Linked DNA regions of Homo sapiens: region 1 is linked to region 2. The links are chromatin loops, found by intact Hi-C in ENCODE. Cell type or tissue: heart left ventricle. All regions are shown on one strand.

Region 1 (5,000 bases), 53 kb after region 2:
AATGCTCTTCAAGTGGTGGCCTGGCACGGACTCTTTGAGAAAGGCCTTTTGATCCCGGCAGGGGAGGCCTGTCCCCGCGTGCTCCCTCTGCCGCCCTGTGGACCTGCGTGCCCATCCACCGGCGGGGCCTCTGCCGGGAGGCAGGTGACCTGAAAGGGATGTTATTTTTTTAACGTGGGTTTTAGTACCCACAGCAAGAGTATTTTTAGCTGGTTATTGAGGCTGATTAGTGAGCCCCAGGCCTCCATTTGGTTAAATAGAGCCACCTTCACAGATGTATTTTCGTACAGTGCAAATCTAGTGTTCTGGATGGTATAGAGTTACCCCAAATGATGGCCGGCCATTTGCCCAGGGCCTGCGTCCTGCAGAGCAGTCTAGCTACATTCCCACGGTGCCGGACCAACGGCGGGCTGTCCAGGGGCAGCAGGACCCTGGGTGCTTCTCATTCTGGAAAACAGCAGGCAGCTGGCTCTAGAGTGCTCAGCCCCTTTGGAGACGCCACTGCTGCCCCGTCGCTTGCTAGCTGTGCTGTATTGGAACCTCTTAGACCCTTAGTTTCTTCATCTGCAAATCGGGACTAATAATACCTACCATGTAGATATAATAATAATACCCTGCCATGTAGGGTGAGCCTGGAATCAGCACTCCATATGGGGTGTGTGTCTGTGTGTGGGTGTCTGTATGTGTGTGTGTAGGGGTGCGGGTGTGTTTGTGTGGATGGGTATCTGTGGGTGTGTGGTGTTTGTGTGTGGGTGTCTGTGTGTAGGTGTGTGTGGGTATGTGTGTGTGTGTCTGGGTCTGGGGGGGTGCGGGTGTGTTTGTGTGGATGGGTATCTGTGGGTGTGTGGTTGTGTGTGTGTGTCTGTGGGTGTGTGTGGGTATCTGTGTGTGTCTGCGTCTGTGTGGGGGGTGTGTGTGTGTGTGTGGGTATCTGTGGGTATGTGTGTCTGTGTGTGGGTTTGAGTGTGTGTGTGGGTGTCTGTGTATGGGGGTGTGTATCTGTGTGTGGGTACGTGTGGGTGTGGGTGTGTGGGTGTCTGTGTGTGGATGTATCTGTGTGTGTGTGGGCGTGTGTGTGGGTGTGTATCTGTGTGTCTGTGTGGGCACGTGGGTGTGTGTATCTGTGTGTCTGTGTGTGGGCATGTGGGTGTGTGGGTGTGTGTGGGTGTCGGTGTGTGTATCTGTGTCTGTGTGTGGGCATGTGTGTGGGGGTGTGTGGGTACGTGTATGGGTGTGTGTATCTGCTTAGTGGGCACGTGTGTGGATGTGTGTGGGTGTGTGTATCTGCGTGTCTGTGGGCACGTGTGTGTGGGTGTGTGTGGGTGTGTATCTGTGTGTGGGGGCACGTGTATGTTTGGGTGTGTGTGTGTCTGTGTGTGGGTGTGTGTCTGTGTGTGGGCACGTGTATGTTTGGGTGTGTGGGTGTGTGTGTGGGTGTGTGTGTGGGTGTGTGTATCTGTGTCTGTGGGCACGTGTGTGTGGGTGTGTGTGGGTGTGTATCTGTGTGTGTGGGGGCACGTGTATGTTTGGGTGTGTGTGTGTCTGTGTGTGGGTGTGTATCTGTGTGTGTGTGGGCACGTGTATGTTTGGGTGTGTGGGTGTGTGTGTGGGTGTGTGTATCTGTGTCTGTGGGCACGTGTGTGTGCACACATGTGCACTCAGGTTTAGGAGAGCGACAGGGGGCACAGAGGAAGAAAATAACAGGAAAAAGTCAAGAAGAAAGAGCCACCTTAAAGCATCTCAGGAATTCATCTCTCGAGTCAAATCATCAAGAAGTGCCCAGTCCCTCAAGGCTCATCTTGATGTGGAAGAGGAGTTGACCTCTGGGGAGAGGCTCTGCCCACGCGGCGCAGTGGGAATCCAGAGGCCAGCGCGCCAGTCCAGCAGCTGTGACCTTGGACCTTGGGCAAGTCCCTGACTTCTCTGAGCCTCTGTGTCCAGCCCTATAAAATGAGGGGTGGGATTCCTTACAGAACCACTGCCCTATCTCCCTGTGATCTAAATGATTGTAGTGTTCATGTTTCTTCATGGGAGAAAATCATTGGATCTTGGCTCTCCATTAGAAGAGAGAGGGCAAGACAAGGACACTCGCTCACTGTGGTTGGAAACGAGCCTGGCTGCCTCTGTGGTCACTGCGAGTGCCGCCTGCGTGCTCCCTTTGGCTGGCCTGGGAGGAATCGGACCCTAGACACTGAGGTGTGAAGTTTCCCTGAGGGCCGGCTGGGCATCTGACTGCATGGTGGGACGCCTGGGGAGGAGTTCGGGTCCGTCTATGCTGGTGTCATTTCCTTCCTCTTTTGAAATAGCTGTACTTTTGGACAGAGGCTGACAAATCCTTGGGTGGTGGATTTTGAAATGGTTATAAACAATTTGCAATTAGCTCTTTTGTCTAAATGAGAAAGGGCCGCTTACTCAGGCTTTTTATTGACTCGAGGCCCTTTATCCATGTGGCGAGTGCGTCAGATGTGAGCGAAGGAGCCCCTCTGGGATTCAGGGAAATTAAAAAGTCTGTTTTTTGGAGACCTCCCATCTTTAGAGCTTGGGCCCCCTGGCTTGGCTAGTTATCAGAGTCCTAAATTCTGTGGTGTGGTTGAGGAGAAGCCCTGCGCTTGGAGGTTCGAGTCCCAGCCCTGCCACCTCCCGCTGCATGACCCTATGCAAGTCCCTTCCCACCGCCGGCCCTCGGGATCTCCACCTACAGACGAGGGGTTGGGATGGCAGCCCCTGTTCTCCTGCGTCACTGCCCTGGCTCTTTCGAGGTTCAGATAAGAACATCTTAAAAAACCTGTGTATGTTCACTTTGTAAACTGAAAAGCTGGAAAAGACCAGGCATCCACATTATTGTTTATCCTTGCAAGGTGTAATAATCACAATGGCGGTAACTATAGCAACTGTTTATTATTATTTATGATGGGCCAGGCCCCAGGCCAAGAGCTTGATCACTTCCGTCTGTATAATCAGTGTATACCTAGGTGCTGGTACCATCTGCGTTTTATAGAAGGGTTAAGCAAATTGTCTACGATCACACAGCTTACAAGGTCTGAGTGACCTAAGGCAGCTTCTCGGCAGCCTTCCAGTCTGGTGGGCTGTTATTTTTCTGGTAGTTTCCTTTGATTCATCTAAGTCAGTGGTCTTCAACCCCGGCTGCCCAGGTGCCAGCCCTCATGGCCCACTGGAAAGCCTGGTTTCATGGGTCTAGGGTGGGGCCTAGCATCAGTGTTTGCTCAGGGCTCCCTGCTGATTCTGATGTGCAGTCTGCATGGAGCACCGCCATCCTGAGACCCAGCATCTGTGAGAGAGGGCAAAGTAGTTTGGACTAAACATCGGGGCTCCGTGGCCAGGTCTTCCCCCCCGGTTTCCTGACCTGCAGGAGAAGGGGGTTGGTCAGGTGGCCTCTAGGGGATTTCCTCCAGGGGCTGTGAGGTTCTGTAACTATAAGAAGCTCATGAGCAAACCTGTTATTGTTCTTTTTTCTCCTTCTGTTTTAGGCAGAATATGAAGTTACTCCAGATGAAAAACTGGGAGAGAAAGGGAAGGAAATTATGACCAAGTACCTCACCCCAAAGGTAAGGAGTCTTCCAAACCCCACAGCAGGTGGCACAGGAGGCCTTATGCAAAAATAGGAGCCCCTAAGTCTGTGCCAGGCCACATGGGGAGCTGTTAAGTGCTGGGCTGGTGGCTGTTGTTGACCTCCTGAGATCACAGTTCCCATCCTCCCCCAGAGAGTGCCCAAGCCTGGCAGGGCCAAGATGGGGATGGTCTAGGCCAGGACTGGAGTAGGGGCGGGATGCCTGCTTCTTGGGGCCCAGCCCCTTCAAGGGTCACCATGCTGCTGTGTGCCCACACCCAACCATTTGTGGTAGGGCAGATGGAGGCCTGGCCAAGTTCAGGAGAAGTGCCCAGAAGGAAGGGCTTAGCAGGGCAGTTCTGAGAGGTCAGCGTGGAGGGGAAGTGTTGGGGGTTGACTGGGAGGGAAAGGGGGTGCCCAACGACATCAAAGAATGAAGAGAATTCTGAAACATATTCTGGAGTATTCTGAAGGGTCAGGGGCCACCCCGACCCCACCTCGGGGCCACCCACTGGATAGTTGAAGCATCGGGGTACCATTGTCCTCAGGGTCCAGCAGCCTCGGTTCTCCAAGATCTGCTTCCTCTTGACTCACCTTCACAGAAGTGTGTTCTCAACCCATTTAGTGTTCTAGTGTCAGTGGTTCTGCCCACTTGGTCAAGCCACATTCCCTCCCTGGGCCTCTGTTTCCCTTTCTTAAAAGTGGCCTTCCTGTCAGACTCACCTCCCGGAGGTGTTGAGAGCCTGAGATGGGACCTGTGTGGGAATAGCTTTGCGTGTGTCCCATCCCCCGGGGCCAGTGGTGGCTTCACCCTGCTCAGGACCCTGTGGGCCAACCAGCTCCCCGGAAGAGTATACCTCCTGGTGCCCATCCCAGGCTGCCAGTGGACTGAGGTCACCACAGCCTGTGGAAGGTCTTGGCCATCAGTCCCCTCAACCTCCTGCACCTCTTGCACCAAATGTAGCCCTCGTTCTTCTCCAGCATCAGCAGTTGGTAGTGGCCATTGCCCTTGCAGGGTGAGACCAGCCTCACGCCCAGAAGTGTTGCCCTTTGTCACGCCCCACTCTGGACAGCCTGCTAGACGGCATTCCTAATGCGCACACAGTCGCCATCACCTTGTTGCCTCCCCTTGCTGTTTCTCTGCTGCATCCATCATAATCCATGCACTTCTCTTTCTGTGAACTGCAAACACCCCCAGCCCTTTTGCACTTTTCAGAAATGACAGAATTTATGTTTATAAAACACTTCTAGGCATAGAATAGGGCTAGTTTGCTCTGGACAAGGTGTGGCCCTGGGTAGGCACAGCTGCCCCCACCTTGGGGGCCTTGCTATGCTCCAGATATGGGCCTGTTGCTGTCTGTGAGGTTCTCAGGTGGACACAGACGAGGAGACGTTCTCAGCAGGGTCCCTGTTCACCCAGTCGCAGCCGATG
Region 2 (5,000 bases):
AGAGTCTCACTCCGTCACCCATTCTGGAGTGCAGTGATGCAGTCTCACTCACTGCAACCCCCGCCTCCTGGGTTCAAATGATTCTCATGCCTCAGCCTCCCAAGTAGCTGGGATTACAGGTGTGCGCCACCACGCCCAGCTAAATTTTGTATTTTTAATAGAGACAGGGCTTTGCCATATTGGCCAGGCTGGTCTTGAACTCTTGGCCTCAAGTAATCTGCCCACCTCAGCCTCCCAAAGTGGCTGGGATTACAGGTGTCAGCCACCATGCCCAGCCCCAAAACTTACTTTTAATTCCTTTTCTCATTACAAAAATAATATATGTCAATGGTTGCAATTTCCAAAACAATTTTAAAAGGGGAAAATAAAAACTGCCAATGAGATAAGGATAAACACTGTTAACACTTTGGTCTGTTGCCCTTTTGTAGTTTGTTCTGCTTCTAGGGAGAGAATTGTACCAGCCTCGACTATCATCTTCCTTGCCCAGACATCAGATATCATTTAAAATGGAAACCTGTGGGTTGTAGAATCCCCCTTGGACTGGGAGGCAGAAGACCCAGTTTCTTGTGTTACCACTTGGTCCTGTGGCCTTGGGAAAGCCACTTAACCTTGATTTGCTCGTCTTTAAAATGGGGACTCAGTATTCCTCACCTTAGCAGATGGAGTGGCCAAAGGTGTTTCTGGCAGAGAGTGCTTTGCAAAGTGCTGTGCAAATTGCTGGCCAGTTTTGATGTGGGTGTGTGAGCCTTTGGTTGGACAAATGGCCAGAGTAGTTTTCCTGTCTTCTTGGGGGAACTGTGACCCTTTCTCGTAAAGCTGTTCTGTCTCTGATCCTGGTGAACATCACCAGCTTCCTCTAGCTGCCCAGAGCTGCCCCTCCCCTCTGCCCTGCCGTGTGGCACCTGGCCCAGTGCAGTGTCCAGTCCCTCTCCAGGTCCCGATGCCTCGGCCTCCACAGTATCTCCTAGTCTGCCCCTCTCGCCCCATCTCCACCATTTCCACTTGATCCTTGTCCCTGCCTGAACTCCTGTGTCAGCTCCTTGCTCCCTCCAGGCGCACCTACTTCCAACCAAGCTCCATGCAGCAGCCAGGAGGCTCTTTCTGAAATGTCAGTCTGCTCTCGCCACCACCTGCTTCAGTAGCTTTCCACTGCTGTCAGGACAGAGTCCAGAGGTCTTGCTGAAGCTGACCAGGCCCGGCCTCTCCGCCCTTGCTGACTGCTTCAGCTTCACCCCTGCCGCTCATCTCCTGACTTAGCCATTCCTTCATGTTTCTTCTTTTCTCCAGGCCTTTGCCTGGGCTGTTCCCTCTGCTGGATACACTTCCCTAACCCTGCTTGGTAATCAACTCAACCTTAGTCCCCTGCTTCATAGGTCACCTCCTCCAGGAAGCCCTCCCTGGTGACCTCACCTAGTCAGGGTTTGCTCCCCACCCTCATGCTGCCACTGGCCCCACTGTGGTTGTCTGATGACTCACCTTTGTCTTCTGTTTGGCTGTGGGCTCTGTGAGAGTAGAGCCTGGGTCTGCCTGACTGTGTTTTGCCAGCACCCAGCATGAGTGTCTACCCTGTACCAGGCACTTGTAGAATCTTGTTTAGATATTTTGTTCTCCCCTGGAGATGGAAAAACACTCAATCTTCCCAAGTGTTAGACTGATTGCTGATGGGTCTTATTTTTCTCTCTGAGTTCTTTTAAGAGTCCTGGAAATGTGGACTGAGAACAGCTGTCGCATGTCAGTTCCGAAGTAGCCGCTTTTATCAGAAACGGTTTAGAGAGAGATTCCTAGTTGCACCTCCCGCCAAGGGCAGTGACCCCACTTTTCTCTCCCCTTGCAGGCCCCTATCCGACCTCAATGGGAGGCGTGGGAGAGTTATGGGGAGTACATCCCACCGGCACAGCTGTCATGTCAGCCCTGTCTGGCTGCCGGAGTTCGACTGGTCAGGCGAGATGGGCACAGGCACGGCTCTGCTAAAGGCCTTGGCTGAGCCCAGCTTGGGGCAGAGCAAGCCACTGAGAATGGCTTTGCCAGAAGACTCCGTCATCAGGCTTGGGTGTCCACAGCCTTGGAGTGCTGAACAGCTGGAACATCCTGAGGCATGTGGCGGGTCAGTTGGGACAAAGCCATTGAGCTGCTAAACCAAACCGGTGCTGCTGGATTGGGACGGAGACAGCAGTGAGGAACATGAGCTCCAGTGTCAGAGGGACCTGGTTTTCATCCAGGCTCTATTCCTTACTGGTTGTGACTTTGAGCAAGTGATTAGATTTCCCTGAACCTCAGTTTCCTTATCTGCAAAATGGGAACTGGAGTGTTGCAAGGATTGAGTGAAGATCTGCATGGGGAGGGCTGCGTAGGGTCTGGCCTGCAGCAAGTGCTCATGCAGCATCTGCTTTCCCGTCTTCCTCTTCATCCTCACAGCCGTTCATCATCGTGGTTGTCATCAACCGTCCCGTGCGGTGCAGAGCTTTGCTTCTTGGTTCTGCCTGCTTGGTGGTTGCCAGGTCCCGCCAGCTTAAGTTTATCTGTTCGTTCATTCATTCATTTATCTGTTAAGCCCCTCTTCCTTCTTCCAGGCCAGGGAGCCAGGGTGCTGCCAGGTGGTGGGGAGCGGCTTTCAGAAGTGGCTCTTGGCAGCGCAGGCTGGGCTACATTTATGGCCTTTATGTAACCCCTTTGCCCTGAGCCCCATTCCTGCCCCTCAGATCTTTATTTACTGACTCTCGGCAGACTTAGAGGTCCTGAAAGGCACCCCCCAACGCCCTCATCTCATTCATCCTTCTGCCTCCAGGCAGGAGGGTCCTCAGCCATGGCAGACATGTGGGGTGATAGCCAATCCCAGCCATGAGCCCCTATTCAGCTTTCACCCTGGGCAAGATCCTGTGGAGGGTCCCAGTGTGGGGCTGGGGGAGGGATGTGGGATCAGCTGAGATCCTTAGGAAGCTGTCTCTAGTTGGGAAGACAGCAGAAAGCCAACACGTGACACTGGGTGACAGCCCTGTGCAAGTGTGCAAGGCGGGTGGCTGCCAAGGTCCATCTTCAGTACTAAGAGCCCAAGGGCGGGGTGGGGAAGGGGGACAGAGACATCTGTGTGGCAGGGAAGGTGCCAAGTGAACAGATGAGAGAGAGAGAGAGAGAGAGAACACTTTTGGGTCAGCAGGTTCAGCGTTATCCAACCAGCAAACATTTCCTGGATGCTTACTGTGGGCCAGGCACCAGGCTATGTGCTTTGCAGACACACACTCGTCCAATCACTACAAAGCCCTGTGGGGCAGGTGCTGCCTTCCCCACCCCTATTTTAGGGATGACGATGCAGAGACTCAGAGAGGTTGGTAAGTTGCTCACAGGCACAGATCTCTGAAGGAAGTGGAGCCTGGATTCACACCTGGGCCTGAGTCGAGGCCATGCTGGCTGTGGATTTCCTCCATATTGGCCATGGCTTCCCCGTGGACGTGGAACAATATGGGCATGTTTGGGAGAGGAGGTGTATTCTGCTTTGGTGGGCTCTATGCAGAGGTCATGAGGCAGAAGGTCAGGGGAGGCTGGGTTGGGCCCGGGACACCAGCCATGCCTCCTGTCTGAAAGGTGAGGTCCTTGCCCCGCAGATAGTAGGGATCCATTGAATGTTCATCTCTGATAGCCGCTGTCTGCAGTCATCCTCAGGGAGAGAGCAGAGAGCAAAGGGAAGCCATGGACAGAGCAGGCGGGCTTCCAGGCTATATGAGATGCAGTTCCTCCTTCTCCAAATTCTTATTAACCCACTGTGTACGGCGTTTCTCAAGTATCCAGCCCAGGACTTGGGATGTACCATAAACAGCCTCCACTTCTGATGACGGTAGCGCTAAGGCTCAGGTAATGCCACAGGAGGCAGGAGCGGCTGGAGCTTCTCTCTCCTGCAGTGTCAGGCCAGAGCAGGTTTTTCTTTTTTCTTTTTCTTTTTTTTTTGGCGGGGGGTAACAGATCCTTTTTTATTTTTTATTTTTTTGGCCTATGCAGCAGTTATTTTATTTTATTTTTTTTCAGTATTTTTATTTTATATTTATTTTTGATTATACTTTAAGTTCTAGGGTACATGTGCACAACGTGTGGGTTTGTTACATACGTATACATGTGCCATGTTGGTGTGCTGCACCCATTAACTCGTCATTTACATTAGGTATATCTCCTAATGCTATCCCTCCCCGCTTCCCCCACCCCACGACAGGTCCTGGTGTGTGATGTTCCCCATCCTGTGTCCAAGTGATCTCATTGTTCAATTCCCACCTATGAGTGAGAACATGCGGTGTTTGGTTTTCTGTCCTTGCGATAGTTCAGAGTAGGTTTTTCTTTGTGACGCCCGGTCGCAGGATGTCTTTCAGCACCACCTGTCAGAGCTCTCCAAGCCGGCAGCTGTTCCCGCTGCCCACCTGTCCCTTCCCTGCTCTTTTTGGGGATGGTTTCTCGCTCCCCTGCTGTCTGTCCTCTCTTTCCCCTCCCCCTGCAGGGCCTTTTGGAAGGTGGCAGATGGGCATGAATGTCACACTGGCTGTCTCTTTGCCTGTGCTGTGCGTGGGGCCGTCTAGCCCGAGAGATCAGCTCAGGCATATTCCAGGTGCGGCTTATGTTGGTGAGAAGTTCTCATAACCTGAGCTGATGGGGGTCAGAATGTGCGTGTGGGGTGCAGAGGGAGCTTCCCACCCCTGGCAGTCCCCTGCCCTCCTCCCTTGGCCAGCCAGCCACAAGACCCACCCTTCCTTCCTTCCTTCCTTCCTTCCTTCCTTCCTTCCTTCCTTCCTTCCTTCCTTCCTTCCTTTTCCTCCCTCCCTCCCTCCCTCGCTCCTTCCTTTCTTTTTCTTTTTTTCTGAGATGGAATCTCGCTCTGTCTCCCAGGCTGGAGTGCAGTGGCGCCATCTCGGCTCACTGCAACCTCCACCTCCTGGGTTCAAGCAATTCTCCTGCCTCAGCCTCCCGAGTAGCTGAGACTACAGGCGCCCACAACCACGCCTGGCTACTTTTTTGTATTTTTA

Evidence for each region. Hi-C counts contacts between places; a loop is a spot of excess contacts. Peaks named below come from ENCODE experiments on the same cell type or tissue, not always from the same donor. Only the 100,000 strongest peaks of a DNase experiment are listed, where the experiment ranks them.
Region 1: it touches region 2 in a loop (1.9-fold over the local background); 2 of 110 quality-filtered maps call a loop at or near these places.

The regions. Positions count from the first base shown.
Region 1 is chr10:119,393,207-119,398,206 of GRCh38, forward strand. It overlaps GRK5 (G protein-coupled receptor kinase 5), which reads left to right. Exons shown (of 16, transcript NM_005308.3): 4 at 3,489-3,566. Among named protein-coding and RNA genes, the nearest start is that of MIR4681, 18 kb to the left of the region's middle. In heart left ventricle, CTCF peaks have their summits at 74 and 276; DNase peaks (open chromatin) are centred at 65, 1,875, 2,195 and 2,675; H3K27ac peaks cover 1,483 bases.
Region 2 is chr10:119,340,151-119,345,150 of GRCh38, forward strand. The region is part of intron 2 of GRK5 (G protein-coupled receptor kinase 5); the gene reads left to right. Among named protein-coding and RNA genes, the nearest start is that of GRK5-AS1, 3.3 kb to the left of the region's middle. RefSeq lists enhancers at 550-1,143, 1,144-1,736. In heart left ventricle, no CTCF peak of the experiment used is centred here; a DNase peak (open chromatin) is centred at 2,031; H3K27ac peaks cover 2,427 bases.